Regions from separate parts of the Mus musculus genome. Here region 2 is linked to region 1. The links are chromatin loops, found by intact Hi-C in ENCODE. Cell type or tissue: heart. All regions are shown on one strand.

Region 1 (8,000 bases):
GTGCTGCAAAACCACAGGCTTGAAGACAGTATTTTCACAAGGCAGAGGTTGAGCACAGGTCACCCCCAAGCAGAGGAAAATATTTATTGTACTATTTAAAGTTGTTTTCCTTTCTTTAAACAAACTCTCCTTTAATTCCAGAGTAGAAGTTTCTTCTGGCACTTGTAGTTAAGTGATTTTTTTCCCAGGGATACGAACATCACTCAAGTCTCCCGAGTTTCATAGGGTAACAGCTAATGGCATGCTCCATTTTATAAGACAGCTAGTCAATCAGTAAATCAATTAACTAGCATGGTGCCAGTAACGTATGGCTGGACATTCACATCAGCTAGGAATTATGGTTTACGAATGCAGCAAATCCTTGATTAAATATCTATTAGTACCATCTACAAAGTACAGAGTGAGGCCTTACATTTATTGGGAAATATAGCTTAAATATACGCCTCAAACAAATATATTATTTACATGTATGTGTCGATTTTAATAAAAAACCAAACTCTCATTTTATGAGATGCTTTTTTTCTTTGTTTAAGCACTAACAATTAAGTTAACAAGACATAAAGTAATTTGATTATTATTCTGTTAGTCATAAAAATTGCAACATTATGGTAACTGGAAAATTCCTGGAAAATTCCTTAGCATTCCTAAGATAAACTTTTTTCATTCTACAAACTGTTTGAAGACCAGAGAGGGCAAGAGACTCGAGGCTTGTCTAGGCTTCACAAGTAGGCAGAACTTTTAGTTAGAGGAACAGCCTGCACCATCTTGCAACTCATACTCATGAGACACACACCCACTGCTCTAGGCCATGTATTTAGACACCTAACTCTGACTAGGAGCTGGTGAGGCATCAGAAGGACTGGAGGTGGAGGAGAGGCTCTTTCCAAATGGAGACAGTTCCTGTCACTCACAAGGAGCCTTCCTGCATGAGCATGTAATTATCTAACTACTAGAAGAAGGACCAAGTCATGACATAGGTGGGTTCGTCAGTGTATGTCTTTCTAAGTTGTCTAAGTCGTGTACTGGTGAAGACAATTTAGCCTACAACTGAGAGATCATTGCCTAGAGCCTCCCAAACAGATGGTGTTTTAATTCACTCGTGTGCTCTTCTCACAGGTTATGCATTGCTATCACCAAGGGCAACTTTGCCATCCCCCTTAGCCAGAAACCTTCTCTGACTAGTGAAGTCAATTTCTGGGCTCAGGCCCAGGCATAAGTAATTTTTAAACACTTTCTAGCTGGTGTGAATGTCCAGTCATAACTGAGAACTGCTGAGTGAGAAGTAAAATTAGGCAAAGCAAACAGAATCATAAACTAGAAAAAGAGAAAGGAAAGAAAAGAAAAAAGTGCCTTCCCTTTAGCAAGGAAATAGAGCAGTGTTCATCTAACTATACTAAACAAATCACCCCCATCATAGTGTGTCTCTGAGACACATTCTTCTTTAAAATTTAATGAGTCAATGTTTAGAGTCAATCACTTAGTTATTAAGATGTACTATATTTTTTCCTTATGCTATTTGTCTTAACAAAATGTGATTTAAATGACTTTCTATCCAGCAGTAACTACCATTCTCTAATGATGGGGAAGAACCATTTTGAAAGCCAGTCTAGCCCTATGTCATGACCTTTGTATATTAATGAATTCCTCACATCAGAACTATGCACTGGGCAGAGTATATGAGGATAGTTGAGCTTCATAGATGTTTAGTTGGTTGTGTAGACTACAGAGCCAAGATCACAGCATCTCTGATGCCCAAGCCTGGTATTTCTGCACTGGTTCTCTGTGTCCTCAGAGTGTGGTGGTATTGTGGCCCAGTGCCTTACTGAGGATCTACAATGCATGCTTTCCCCTGACTTAGCAATAATATGAGGTCTCCCACACGTTCTTCTTAATTCTCACTTCAATTTTCTTCATCTTATGAACTCAAAGAGATCAAAGAACAAAAAAAGAAGCTGGTGGGGTCTAGAGAGATGGCTCAGGGGTTAAAAGCACTGACTGTTCTTCCAGAGATCCTGAGTTCAATTCCCAGCAACCACATGGTGGCTCACCACCCTCTGTAATGGGATTCAATTCCCTCTTCTTGTGTCTGAAGATAGCTACAGTGTACTCACAGACATAAAATAAATAAATAAATCTTTTTTTTTTTAAAGAAGCTGGTGATCATATTTTGTATGACCTCTCTAAAAGGGTGAAACTCTAGAGGATAGGTCGACAGTTGTTAGGTATGGAAGTAGAAGAATTAACACAGAGGCATGAGGAAATAGATTTTTTTGAAACTTTTTAAACTGGGTTTTGGGCTTAGGTACATAGATATACACATTTACCAAAATCATACAGCTATCTGCTCAGGATAGGAGAATATTTCACCATGTAGACAGTCTCTGATTTTGATGATTCAACATAGTGTTTCAGAGTTACAATGGCATGGAAATGAATTCATACAACCATCCTGAATTTTGATGTCAGTACATCACTTAATAAACCACATGGGACAGACACTTTATTATAAAGCAGGTACTGACTTAGGGCATTTTGTGTTACTCTAGGCCAATGGTTCTCAACCTGTGAGTCGTGACCTTTTGGGAGTTTCAATGACCCTTTCACAAGAGTCACAAATCCAATATCCTGTATATCACATATTTATATTGTGATTCACAACAGTAGCAAAATTACAGTTATGAAGTAGAAACAAAAATAATTTTATGGTTGGGGGTGCACCACAATGTAAAGTACTGTATTAAAGGGCCGAAGCATTAGGAAGGTTGAGAACCACTGCTTTAGACTAACATAAGTTCTCAGTATACTTGATGTCAGTGTATACTGTCAGAGAGGCTAAGCTGTGAGTCTTAGGAGGAGGCATGCTACGTTTTCTCTCATTTGTGATTCCTATGTTTCATATGTCTACATAAAGTCTTAAACACATATGGGAAAAATAAAGGTGAAATTGTCTAGGGAAACTAAGGGAACTCTCAGAAGCAAGAGAGTCAGGAGATGAGAGAAGGGAAGTGTGCTGGGTATGGTGTGTGTGTGTGTGTGTGTGTGTGTGTGTGTGTGTGTGTGTGTGTGTGCTGTGTGGGGGTATTCTCAGTATGCAATATGTATTGCTGGAGACTTAAACTGAATTCCTTTCCCTTCTTGCCTCCTCCCTCCCCCATACCACAGCCACTGATTGCTGATTGGCAGGATGGAGCCCCATTCAGTTATCTTTAGCTCATTGAAAACTGCTTCAAAGGCCAGTGTCCAGGCTGCTGCTGCTGGTGGGACTATTTCTGAGCCATCCCAGAGGTTTGGCCAGCAGATGGTGTGCCCTGGAGGGAGACTGGATCAGACTGGAGCTGACAGGAACACTAGAAGCCTGGCTACAGCAGAACTGGTCTTGGAATTGCAGAGAATTTCATAGTCATAACCTTACATTCCATTCCCTAACAATCACAGAGGGAGAGGCACTCTGATCCAAACCAGAGTTAAAGAACCACAGAGACGTTGGCTAGACACTGCCCTCTTAGCTTCTCAGAAGAAAGATGGGCCTTTTGTGTCAGTGTTCTCCACTCCCAGGTAGCATGTGGCTCCTTATTTTAAAATCAGAGCATGACTCTACAGACCAAGGACAGAAGCCATAATTCTGCTGTGCCTAGAGATGGTTCAAAAATATGCCTCTAAAAAACAAATTTACAACTGGGCTCTAGCTAGCTTTCACGGGACTCTCTTATACAACATTACCTTTTTAAACCCTTCTTTCTTTCTCTAATGTTAACTACAATTTAGTTGTGTTGATAAATCCAGGAAAGAAGAACCTGAAGTTTAATTTTTTCTGAAAGAACAAAAAGAAAAAAAGAAAAATGCTTGTGTTCCCATATTCCCATCATCAATACCCTGGGCAAGAAAATAAGTCCAGGAAAGATTGATTCCTTTGAAGGAGCAAGAGAGAAGAAAAAACAACTTAGCTAGCAGTTACAAGGTGGGAATTTAAGTGCTCTGGTCATTTCCTTTCCTTTAAAAACAGAGACAAGCATGTATGTACTCCCCCTGAGTGCATGTGGAAAGGCAAAGGAGTCTCAGAACTGTTCCTGTGATCCACAAGTAAGGGCAGGCTGGGATCACTCTATTTAGCTATTAGTCCAATTAGTAGGAGTTAATGTTTTCCCTGAAGGACAAATACCAAGCATTTCACAAGAGGTCACAAGTCATATTACTCTGTGCTGGCTTAGAGACCAACTCAGCTGCAGAAAGCAGCAAATACCGCAAGGTCTCTTGAAGAACTGCAGAAACACAACTAGAGGTTGCTTGTTATTGTGGGTTTTCAGGCAAGAGTTGGCATACAAAGGTTACTGGATGGTATCTAGGGTAACAGAAAGTGTGGAGTTTTCTGGAAGGTTTTCATTCCGGTTGCTCCTTGGCTTAAATAGCTCCTGTGGTAGGTTAGAGCCACCAGAACTGCCCGTAGCTCCTGCCTTGGTCCAAAAGGCTTCTCAGATACATGTTCAGGGCTCTGTGGAATTTTACAGACAGAAGAACTCTGCAGCATTCTGGAAGATCACTATAAACTGGGAAAAAACCATAGTTAAGAGCCAAACATCAGCATCATATGTATTCAGAAATTTGACATTTTTATACATGTCAATCATATGTCCCAATGTCAGTTTATTGTCTTATATTGAGCTACAATTCACTTACTCTCAATATCCACACTTTACATAATAAACAGTCCAGTGGTTTTTATCTTTACAAAGTCACATAACGATAACTTGTCTAATCATTACTCTGAAAACACCCAAACAAACCCATCATTTGTCAGCAGTCCCTCCCTGTTCTTCCATCTTTCTAACTATACAAAACCCCAAATCTGCTTTCCTTCTATATACAGACTTGTCTCTTCTGGATGCTTTATGTAAATGGAATCATGTACTACATGATCTTTTGTGCCTGGTTTCTTTGACTTAGCGCAACATTTCCCAGGTTCCTCTGCATTTCAGTACATGTCACAATTTAGTTTTTTTTTTATGGCCAAATACTCTTTTGTTATAATTTATTGTTGAGTCTTTTGCTTGCTTTGTGATCCATCCAACTCTTCATGATCACACTGAGAACCAGCCTTGACTCTCTGAATACCTGTAAGTTTTGGGAGATCTTGCATGCCCATGCCTTCTAAGCTAATAGAGAAATGAGAAGAAGCTGGTGGAGGCTGGTGGCAGAGGCTGCTGGTGAACATATTTGTCTCATCACTGAGGTATCCCAAGTATCGTCAGTGCCACAAATAGGGCAGATTTTAAAAAGACACAGAGGGTAGCAGATTTAGAACTAAGGCGTTTTGCTTTTGTCTCAGGACAGCTTGCCTTATGGAATCTTACACATGGATTGAATTGCTTTCAAGTATAGCAGCCGATGATAATATGAAACAGAAATGCTCTCATGATGGCTGGGTCTCTAGTTACCCACTGTCTGAGATGAGAATTAGGAAAAGGTGGGGCTGCTCAAGATTTTCCTGCGACGACAGTGTGTGTGCCTAAAAAGACTTATGCCTTGCAGAATTCCACATTGTTCTTTATTGATTAATCATTTGGATTTCTATTATCTGGTAGACACTGGTCCTATGTGGACAGTGTCTGAGATACAAATACTGAATGAGCACATAGACAATGACAAACTGTGACACTGCTAAGGTCAATAAAGAAAAAGACAGGAACTAGATAGGGGTTACCCTGGTTTGGAGTCAAAGAAAGCTTTGCTAAGCGAACTGCATTAAGTAAAGTCATGGGGTGTGATGAATTCTTAGATGTAAAAACAGGTTCTTTGTCTCATAATTGTGTGAGGTCTGCTGCTGCTGCTGTTACTGCTGTTGCTTCTTCTTTCTCTTCTTCTTTTCTTCCTCCTCCTCCTTCTTCTTGTCTTCCTCCCCTTCCCCTTCCTCTTCCTCCTTCCCCTCCGTCTTTTCCTCCTCCCATTCTTCTTCTCCGTGTTCTCCCTCATTTCTAACCTTACAAGTCCTTTGTGTCTATATTATGACTTCTGGTTTAGTAGTTTCTTATGGAATTTTCGTGTGTGCCAAGCTGTGTATATGTTTTGCTCATGGATTACCTTCTCCTCTCATCTTCTTTGTTTTTCCTATTACGTTGTTTAGTTTTATTTCGATTTGATTGGTCTTGTTTTATCTTATTTTATTATTATCCCTTAGAGGCCTGTTTGTTTTCTAATGAGAGACAGAAAGGATGTGGCTTGGGATGGGAGAGGAGGCGGGGAGGCACTGGGAGGAGCTGTCAAAAGTGAAATCACAATCAGAATATAGTGTATAAAAGTTTATTTTCAATAAGAGAAAAAAAGAAATAGGAGAAAAGCCTTTAAAACATCTTCAAAGCTTAAAAGTGAAAAAATAGCAGATAGGTATACTATAAAAACAAACAAATGGTTGTGCAAAGCAACTAGAGAAGAGTAGCAGGGACTGTGGCTGGAAAGCTTGTGGTTCTGTAGAGCTTGGAATGGATTTTAAGTTTCTTTCTTTATTAATATATTTAGTTTTGTGTCCACCCCCCACTAGTTTACTGTGGAGAAACTGAAAAGTGAACAGCTGTGGATGTAGGGAGGTGTAAGTGGATGTTATAGATCACGGGATTTGGACAATAATGATCTGTTGAGATGGATTTCCTAGGAAATGCATCCTCTCCTCAGACTTTTCAGGAAAAAGTGGCTCTTTAGCATTACTGAGATGGAACTTCCCATGACAAGAGTGAAGAAAGAGCCTTCGTTTCATAATAACCAAATCTACCTATCTGGAAGCTGAAGTGCCTTGATTGTATAGATGGTGTTTGTGGCACCTTAAAGATATTTTAGGCATGATTTGTTCTCATTCATAGTGATGGTGGCAGAGAACTGGAAATATGTAGACTGCAGTAAAGGAACACTTGATGTTCCTGAAAACAGGGCTGTGGCTGAAGTGAATAGAGAACAGCTGGAGAGCATGTGGTCCATTAAACATCTGGGATCCATCAAAGGCAATGGTGGCAAAGGCATTCCAGATGGTTCTATCGCCACTTTCATGTGCTTCATAACCCATTTGCCAACATCAGACGACAATGGGCAAAGATGAGCATAAGTGTTAACCAATGCTCTGACATTCAAAGCCTAGGAATGGAGGTTTCTCAGCTCAGTGAATCCTGTCCCATTGCCTCACATTTTTATAACAATTTAGGTCATGGTGACACAGGCACTCATTTTGATAGAATATGAATTCTTTAATCTTTCTGTAGAGTAGATCCAATGATACATATAAATAGCTTCCAAATGTTTTAATTGGATTTCTGTGCACAGAAATGCTGTAATTGGAGTTTGAGTCACCCAATACACATGGCCTGCATTTGTTTGCTTGTTTATATATTAGCTTGTGATGTCTTTTTGTTTTACCACTCAAAACAAATGCTCAGATCTTGGTAATAGTTAACATCTAACCACAAGAGCTGTATGTCTTATCTCTCTCTCTCTCTCCTCTCTCTCTCTCTCTCTCTCTCTCTCTCTCTCTCTCTCTCTCTCTCACACACACACACACACACACACACACACACACACCAATCCCAAATTCCTTGCTCCACACATTTCCTTTTATACAAAGAAGATATATATATATATATGCATAAGAAAAAATAGGAAAGAGATATTCAGCAAAAACAGAAACAAGGGAATACAAATCATTATTGTAGTAAAATAGCACTCTCAAGCAAGTTCACTGATCAACAATGAGAAACTCTGACAATAAAACGTGTTACAGAGAGTAGCTCTGCACATTTACAAAATGTAGAAGCACCCAGATCTATAGGCATTGAAAAGACTGTCATAGGAAAATGGAGCCATAGAGTCATATGTCTAAGACCTGGAATGGGAAACAAATCAAGGCACCTGTTCGACAGGAGTCTGGTACAGAATGTTCTTCATCAAAGCCCTTATTACACTAATAAAAACTTGTGATTAGCGTCACATAAAAGATACAACTCTAATGTATTCTTCAAACTTAG
Region 2 (8,000 bases), 70 kb after region 1:
GTACTGTGGCTTCACAATAGTTTAGGATGAATCAAGTGATTTAATCCAGGTTTCAAGAAAGAAGAGATGCAATTCAACAACTACTTCCTAGAGGGAAAGAAGGCAGGTGAAGTGTATATGACATTGACAATCAGGCCACAAGATACATCTCAGAGTGTCAAGTAGCATATATGCACAATTTTATCTCTAACCTTAAAATTGGTAAAAATTGATTATTATTTCTTAAGTTTAGCAAACCACATGCATCGTAGTGTAAATCAATGAATAGAAGACAAAATATAATCTCCATTACAGCATTTATCAGATGCACAAATTATCTGAACTGACCAAGACTGATTTTTACTATGACAATTTCTGTAATTTTAAATTACTGATCAGGGAGGCTAAGTATTACAGTTGGTATGTACATAATACAAATAATGCATATACAATCTGCATTTAATACTTATTCATACTGGGGTAATAATAGCAGCAAGGTATTATTATTTCTAGAACATGATCTAAGAGTTATCATCTTGATACTATAGATCTATCTTTGACATATTATTAGTGCTATAAACCGATAACAGGTGTGACATTGCAACTATACAGAGTTGCCAAAGGCCTATATGACTTTTCAAAGTGTTATGCTTCTTAGTGGGCTTAACACTGTGAGCAAGCCTGTGCTATATGAATTGAACATTGGTCCCAATTTCAGGGCTCTAATTAAGCATAGTTCTAATGACTGGGTGGGATCAGGAGGCAGAATAGTGCATTGGAGAAGGCTAAAGAGCAACCACCAACATGGACAGAGCAGAGTCTCTGTCAGCATCTTGTGACGCGGTCATTGGCAGATGATGGAGATGCTAGTGACAAGAGGGGGAAAAGTAGCTTTCTATGAAGGGAATGAGGAAGGACGATGGGAAACTGCCTCGAGTCGACTGATGCAGTTGCCTCAACAAATGTGCTTCCGAATTTCGCCCAAAGAGAAGAGAGAATTGTCTTATTCGAACCATTTTGTTTTAAAATGAGTTTGATAAAATTTAGAATATTTTTACACTGTCTAAGACATAGTTTTTTTTTTCCTTTTTTTTTTTTTAAAGGAAGAATCAATAGCATCATTGTAGGGTTGCTTCGGAGTTAGGCTAGCTCAAGAGACATGGCCGTTAGTGTCAGTGTGTGCAGCAGGAAGCTGGGGAATCCAAAGGCTGTGGACGTAGGAGGTCTCTTGGGGCAGTCACAAGCTGATTAGAACCTTCTGGAATTGAGGAGAAGTTTATACTGACACCACTTGCTATTCAATCAGTCCACTCTCCCTGTGTCCTAAGGTGACACTACTGAGAAATGAAACTGTGGAATCACCTACAAGGAAGCAGCTGTGGTAGAGGGTTAAGATTCGCTAGACAGGTAATGAAATTGACAAGGACATCTATGCTCTTCTATGCTGCACCAAATGAGATTCCTGTCAGCTTGGATGTTTGATACTCTCAATGTCTACTGTTTCCTCTAGAGAAAACCTGCCTCCCAGGGGCCCATGTACATTTTGGCAGATTTCATTGAGCCCCACACATTATGTCCACCCTGAAACGTACAACACATCGTTGAACTCCATCGGCCTGCACCACATTCTTGCATGACTCTAACCATATTCTCTGCACATGTGCACAAAAGGGAGAATCATGCTAAGGGTGCATCCCTAGAGCACAAGGCATTCAGGCTGAGCTCTAGGACCTCGTAATTTATGAATCAGCCACCTGAGATTTGTGTCATTATTAAAGATGGAAGAACCAATGACAGCTTAGCCCAGGACCAGTTGCTCAGTTAAGGGAGATCTCGTGACCGTGGCTCATTCATTAGTCAGTTCTGTTTCCCAGAACATAACAAACAATCAAGGACATCATAAAAATGATGTCAGCATGCAGTCCTTTTGCTTCTCAGAGGAAACAGCAGTTTCCTTTCAGCCTGGATTTCTTCTGGGTCTCCACCTTACACTTTGTGCTTATGTGTATTATGTCTCTTTGGAGATGCCTCCTAACCTCTGACCACTGACCACAACCCTAACCCCTGACCCTTGACCCTAACCCTAACAACTGGAAAAAATGCAAATATCCAGACACATCAGAAAGCTTCATTTCATCTCAGAATGCTTCATTTCATTGCCTTCCTAAATAGAAGCATGAATTTCCAGACATGAACATGAGACTATAAAAAAATATCCAGGATTCTTAAGGTCTGTCATTATCTCTCCTCAGGTCATGTGCTTTTCTTTGCATGCATATAAAATATTGGATTTGAACTCTAAACTCTAGATTAACAGTTCTAAAAAATTCAGGGTCTGGACCCAGCACTAGAGAAAACAATCACTATCAAATCTTATGCAGCAAATATAAGTATTTTTTTTGCATGACTTCTAAGATCTGCCATGATCTCAGACCAAATCCTTAAACACTCACCAATCTCTTCCATCACATCCATCCTGACTTCTCCATTCAATCCGAAGAAAATTGTCTCCATCCATAACATACTTGGAACTTCTGATAAACTCAGTATTCAAGCCCTGAGACACCATTCTAAGCCACAGAGACCTAGGGGCATCTAGGTCTGGGCCATTAAGAAAATATGGCTGTGTTGGAATGGTGTAGAGTTCAGGAAGAACCCAGTTAAATTTCCAAACAGGAATGAACCCCAACTAAGTTAATCAAGCAGCATTTTAGCTGCTCTTGAAGTTGATTCTGAATAACTATGAGAACCTTTTTTTAAAATCTGAATGACTCCCCCGATATTAGAGAACATGTGATATATTTGGGTCAGAGCTCTCACTTGAAAACTATGGCAGAATGAGCTCTGGGGCCCATGTTCTACTTTTTCTCTGTCCAATTCACTTAAGTTTCTGCCTGGTCTTCAAGGCACAGCTTCAATGCATGCAGCTTTTCCAACATTGGAAGCCTGTTCTTGGGGCAGAGTTGAGTAATCCCTGGGAGGAACTGTGAATAATCCTCTCCCTACCTCTCAGATGTTCAGAATAACAGCGAGGCTGGGACCCTAACGCAGCATGGATGAGCCGGTGATATACATTCATGTACTCACTGTGGGAGAAGGGGCCCATACACGTGGCCTTGGAAGTGCTCTGTGCTTCTGTGTTAGACTTGATGGTGCAGGATGCAAACACTGAGGTGTACTTAAATGTCAGAAGTGAAATACAACTGTGTATTTAAGAGCAAAGGGAGAAAACGAAGTAAACAGTTCACAGAACAGTCTGCAGCCTTAAAGTGAAACTGGTATCCATTTGGTGCTGACACACCAGGCTCCATAGCACCAAGCACCCGGACAAAGCTGAGGCGCAAATAAAACAGAGCAGAATGCCTCTCCTGTTGCCTCCTTATCTCTTTGCCAAGTAACAAAGGGTTAACAGAAGGGAGTGATCTAGTCCCTTGTAACTAACTGATAGTTAAAACCAAAACCAAAAAAGAATGCAACAATAAAAAAACAAAAATAAAAACCTGAGGGTAGGCTAAGGTTTTGGGAGCCTCTCTGTAGAGCATCACAACGGAAGGGAAATGAAGATGGTGAGGGTATGCACTCCTACACAATGAGGAAGCCCTGTGCAGAAAGGCTCTGCCAAGTTTGACAAGAACATTCCAGAAGCCACCTCTGGGCAGGATTCAAACTCAAGAACAGGAGAAGCCAAATCAGGTTTTCTCAGAGGCCTTTGTGCTGTGGCCTCCGTGAACTATGGAAGTAAAAAGTCAAGGCCTAAATTACATTAGGGAAAGAAAGGTCAGATGGTCAGCCATTCGGGGCATGCATGTTTTCAATAGCTCACCCAAGATATCCCCACCGGCAGGCAGCATGCACAACTGACAAGGCAATCAAAGGGAGAGACGTGAGAAGTACTAGAAGGTCCAGCAATCTCTGTAAATATGCATGCCCACCCAGCCCTGCCTGTTTATATTCCTCCTTAGGAATGTGGAATCTGACACTCCTTAGGGATTCTCAAATAGGGCTGAAGGTTAGCAAAGCACACTCACGTGTATGCTCAGCCATTATTCCTAGTTCTACTCTTCCCAATGCTCTATACGCCTGTGTAGTATAGTTTCTCATGACCCTTTCACTTCTGTCCCTGTGCATGCCTTTGGCAGTAGCTTCCTATATCTGGATCACATCCACACCTATACATTGTCCCCAGCAGGACTGGGGTTGCGGTAGGGCACCTACAGCAAAGTTACGAGGTCACTCACAGCCCCTGAGATGCGCCATGCAGTGCATGAGTGGATGACCACAGCAGCATCCTGGGTAGGAAAAGTCCAGCAAACATCTGTGAGTGTTCTTCAGGCAGGGAACACTGCAGATCCTTACTCTATGAATAAATAAATTAATAAATACTCAAACAAAGCAAATGAAACAAAAGAGGGCTCTTATCAATAAAAAGCACCTCTTATCAATTAAAAAAAAAAGTTCCCCTTGTGTCTCCAAGCCCTCATGCAAAGGCAGTTGGCTGAACAACTCACAGGAAGTAGACTAAATGGAAAAACAAGCAGAAATGTCCAGCATTGCTTTTTTTTTCCCTCACTGGATGACATACGAGTCATGCTAAATGTCCCCGAGGTAGTCTTGTTTGCAAGGAGTTACAGACTGGCTCCAAACCCACTTGGACCATCGTCCTTCAATTCCATTGCACGTTCCCACGCATCCTGTGTCAGCCTCCTCCATGGTGTCATAGACAAGCATTGTGTCGTGCAGCAGACCAGGTCCCAGACAGATAATCAATAAGACAGGATTCTGCTCTCAGGCTTGAAGACCTCACTCCAGAGGACTTGGCCAAAATGATCCAGGTACTTGCCTGATAGTCGTTTGGGGAGAAGGATACAGAACGAAATCAAAGAACTCTGGCATGCAACCAACATGCATGTTTAGTCTGTATTGGGCCCTCACAGAAAAGACTTTCCAACTACTGTCCCTATCATTTTAAAGATAGGGCCCAAAATACATTAAAATAAGAAAATACTTTTTCTGATGCCAAGGGTAGGGTGCACTGCTTATATGAAGAATAAAGGTGCCCACTTCTAGCCCAAGATATGCAGAGCCAGCCTGTGGCTGAGCACTGTGATAATAAACATATCTTGCTCTCGTAGAAAGTGGTGATACTGTACAGTTCATGAGAGACCTGGTTCTTGGCTCCATAGGAGCCCCTTAGAGCTCTGGGTTGATGGCAGAGAGCTCTCAGGATGGTCCACGCTCACATGTGCCATTCTTCTGACCAGGAATGCCTTTCTGACTTAGTCTTCACACAGGCTCAAATGACCACAGAAGACAAGAGGAAGCTGGGCCAGTTAGGATGTTGCATAGCCCACAGAACCTGAAAAGGATGCTTCCATCTTCCATTTGCCACCACAAGCCACTGGGGAGATCCTGATGTTAACCATAGGAAACATGCATTCTTCTCTTAGACTTAAGTTTGTAAAAGTGTCTTTGGGGGAAAATGCATGGAAACCCCTTAGATTTTTTTTTAAGTCCAAGTAGCTATGTGAGGAAAGAGAGGGCCTTCTTTTCCTTCCTCACTTCCCCGTGACTGCCTACAAGTGAGTCATCTTTCCTAGAACCCTCTAGAATCCTACCTTATATCAACAACCTCAACCTCAAATTAAACAAAGCATGAATTCAACACTTAGTCAGAGCTCGATCCTCTAGGAGGTCGTTCAACTCAATCACAGTCGTGGCAAAGTCTATCAGGTCCACGAAGTCAGATGTGATGATGTTGACACCCATGGCGCCAGGCTTTTGAGTCTTCACCCAATCAAGGATGGCAGGGAGATTCCTACATGGAGAAAGGGTTAGGTGAAAAGAGGATAAACAGATAGTTAGGGTTAAAGTGACAAGAGCAGCAAAGGGCATGAGCCGCTTCTGTCACGACACAATGTGTGTCAGAAACACATAAGCCTTATATCTCCATGCATACTGATCAGGCTTCCACCAGAACTAACCTCTCCAAGGTTTCTGTTATGCAAATGACTATCTGCTTCTAGCATCAAATGGACAGCCACATTAACAGGAAGGACCTCGTAACACAGAGTCCATCAGTCCTCTATTGTTAGGTTCTTAGGGTTCCTCATAAAAAAATTCAAACAGATGGCAAATTGAATGAGGTTTTACAGTAAATGGACCCGCCCCTATCTCTTGCTATTTTACTATTTTGCTTGCCACGTATCTATCAGCACATCACCGTCGTTCTGTATGAATACAACACAACCTATCCATTTTCCTATTGATAGGCACACAGACTGTTTTTAATTCGCAGTCATTATGAATAAACTATTATGGGCATTCTTTTATGAGTCTTTTTTATGGGCATCATCTTTTATTTTACTTGGATAAAAATCAAGGGTTTATTTATATTTAGTTTTATAAGAAACTGCCAGAGCTTTCCTCGAGGGGGCCACCCCACTTTACAGTTGCAACAACAGAACAGGAAAGCTCCGGACCGTTAAAGTTCTCCCTAAAAATTGGTCCCATTACTGTTGTGAAATCTAGTCATTCTAAAATAAGTGTGGCCACTCATGCATGTCTGTGATCCTAGCCTATGGAAGATTGAAGCAGAAGGATTGCTGGGAATACAGACTGGATTTGTGTGCCCTTTTCTTGCAAGTATCCATGTATTCATCACTTTAACAATTCTTCCACCTACTTTTTAATCATTTTTTATTATTTTCCAGTTTTGTATTTGTTCTCTGAGAGTTTCACACAATATGGCTTGATATTATTCCTTCTTTCTTCTTTTAAATGTTAAGTTTTAGAAACATTTTTACATCTGGGATACTAGCCTTTTGTCAGATATATTTGGCAGACATTTCTTTTACCTTGTATTTTTCTCAACAAAATATTTTGATAAGCCTGGATTTCTTAATTTTGATGGAGTGCAATTTGTTATCTTTTTTCTTTAAAAAGATTTATTTATGTGGCTATGTCCTTATGGGGGCATGTACATGTGTATGTATGCATGTGTGTGTGTGTGTGTGTGACCTCATGGTGGTATGTGCATGTGTGTGCAGAGGTGTTCACAGAATCTAGAAGAGGGAGTTGGATCCCCTGGAGCTGAAGTTATAGGCTGAGAGCTGAACTTGTGTCTTCGGCTTAGCCACCTCTCCAGTGAGTGCTCGTAACTCCCGCCATCCCTCCAATCCCCCATCATTTTTTTTTTTTAAATTTCTGTGATTTGCTTAAGAAACACATTCACTTCCAATTCACAAAGATTTCCTTCCTTCCACAGTTCCTTCTGAAAGCTTCAGCGGATTCACCTTTATCTTACTTTTTAAAAACTACCAGTTAATTTTTTTTACAAAAGGCCAGGGTTCACTTTCCACAGAGATAGTTATCCTCGTACTGCTCATGGCTCTTTAGTAGATTAATATTTAATCAGCTGTCTCTTGAATACAGTTGCTGGGGTTATTTGATAAACAGAAGACTTCCGGTGTGTCAGAGGCTCAGAGCTCATGATGTAAATAACACTTTCATTCCAGTGTGACCTACGTGTGAGGAGCCACAGAGGAAGAGAAGAACCATCAAGGCTACTGGCTATCTTGTAACAGTAAACACAGCTCACGAAATACCCAGCAAAGGAAGGTAGAAACTGGCCTACAGTTGATTATTGCACGTCTAGGAATCCCTTGGGTTGGATTTGCTCTAGCTAACATCCATGGTCCGTCCCTCTCTTCTGTTACTCTCTGGCTCTCCCCGCACCCCATTTCTATCCTCCACTGAAGCTTGATGTACCCTCATTTCGTAGTCTTCTAGAAAAAGTGATGTTAAGACCTCAGCTCTTCTCTCAGTCAGCAGAGACTTCACTGCCATGAGTTGAAATAGTCTTATTGATCAAATCACTTTTTTAGAAAAAAATTGTATTAGCTGGTTGTGGTACAAAAGTCCTTCTACTTTTAGTTGGGACGCTTGATGATCTTAACTGACTACAATTCCTTGTCTGTCAGCTACTCTTCCCTGTGAAACAGGATCAATCAGAAAGATAGTAT

What was found. Hi-C counts contacts between places; a loop is a spot of excess contacts. Peaks named below come from ENCODE experiments on the same cell type or tissue, not always from the same donor. Only the 100,000 strongest peaks of a DNase experiment are listed, where the experiment ranks them.
Region 2: a loop joins it to region 1, with 2.1 times the contacts of the local background. A loop is called at or near these places in 3 of 42 quality-filtered maps.

What each region holds. Positions count from the first base shown.
Region 1 is chr16:45,889,811-45,897,810 of GRCm38, forward strand. It overlaps a transcript of Phldb2 not described here. Among named protein-coding and RNA genes, the nearest start is that of Phldb2, 49 kb to the left of the region's middle. In heart, no CTCF peak of the experiment used is centred here; a DNase peak (open chromatin) is centred at 3,231; H3K27ac peaks cover 762 bases.
Region 2 is chr16:45,959,381-45,967,380 of GRCm38, forward strand. Plcxd2 (phosphatidylinositol-specific phospholipase C, X domain containing 2) reads right to left here. Exons shown (of 4, transcript NM_001134480.1): 4 at 1-5,794. The coding sequence ends at 5,638. Gm15638 (predicted gene 15638) reads left to right here. Exons shown (of 3, transcript NR_152226.1): 2 at 7,494-7,596. Among named protein-coding and RNA genes, the nearest start is that of Gm15638, 18 kb to the left of the region's middle. In heart, no CTCF peak of the experiment used is centred here; a DNase peak (open chromatin) is centred at 4,661; H3K27ac peaks cover 742 bases.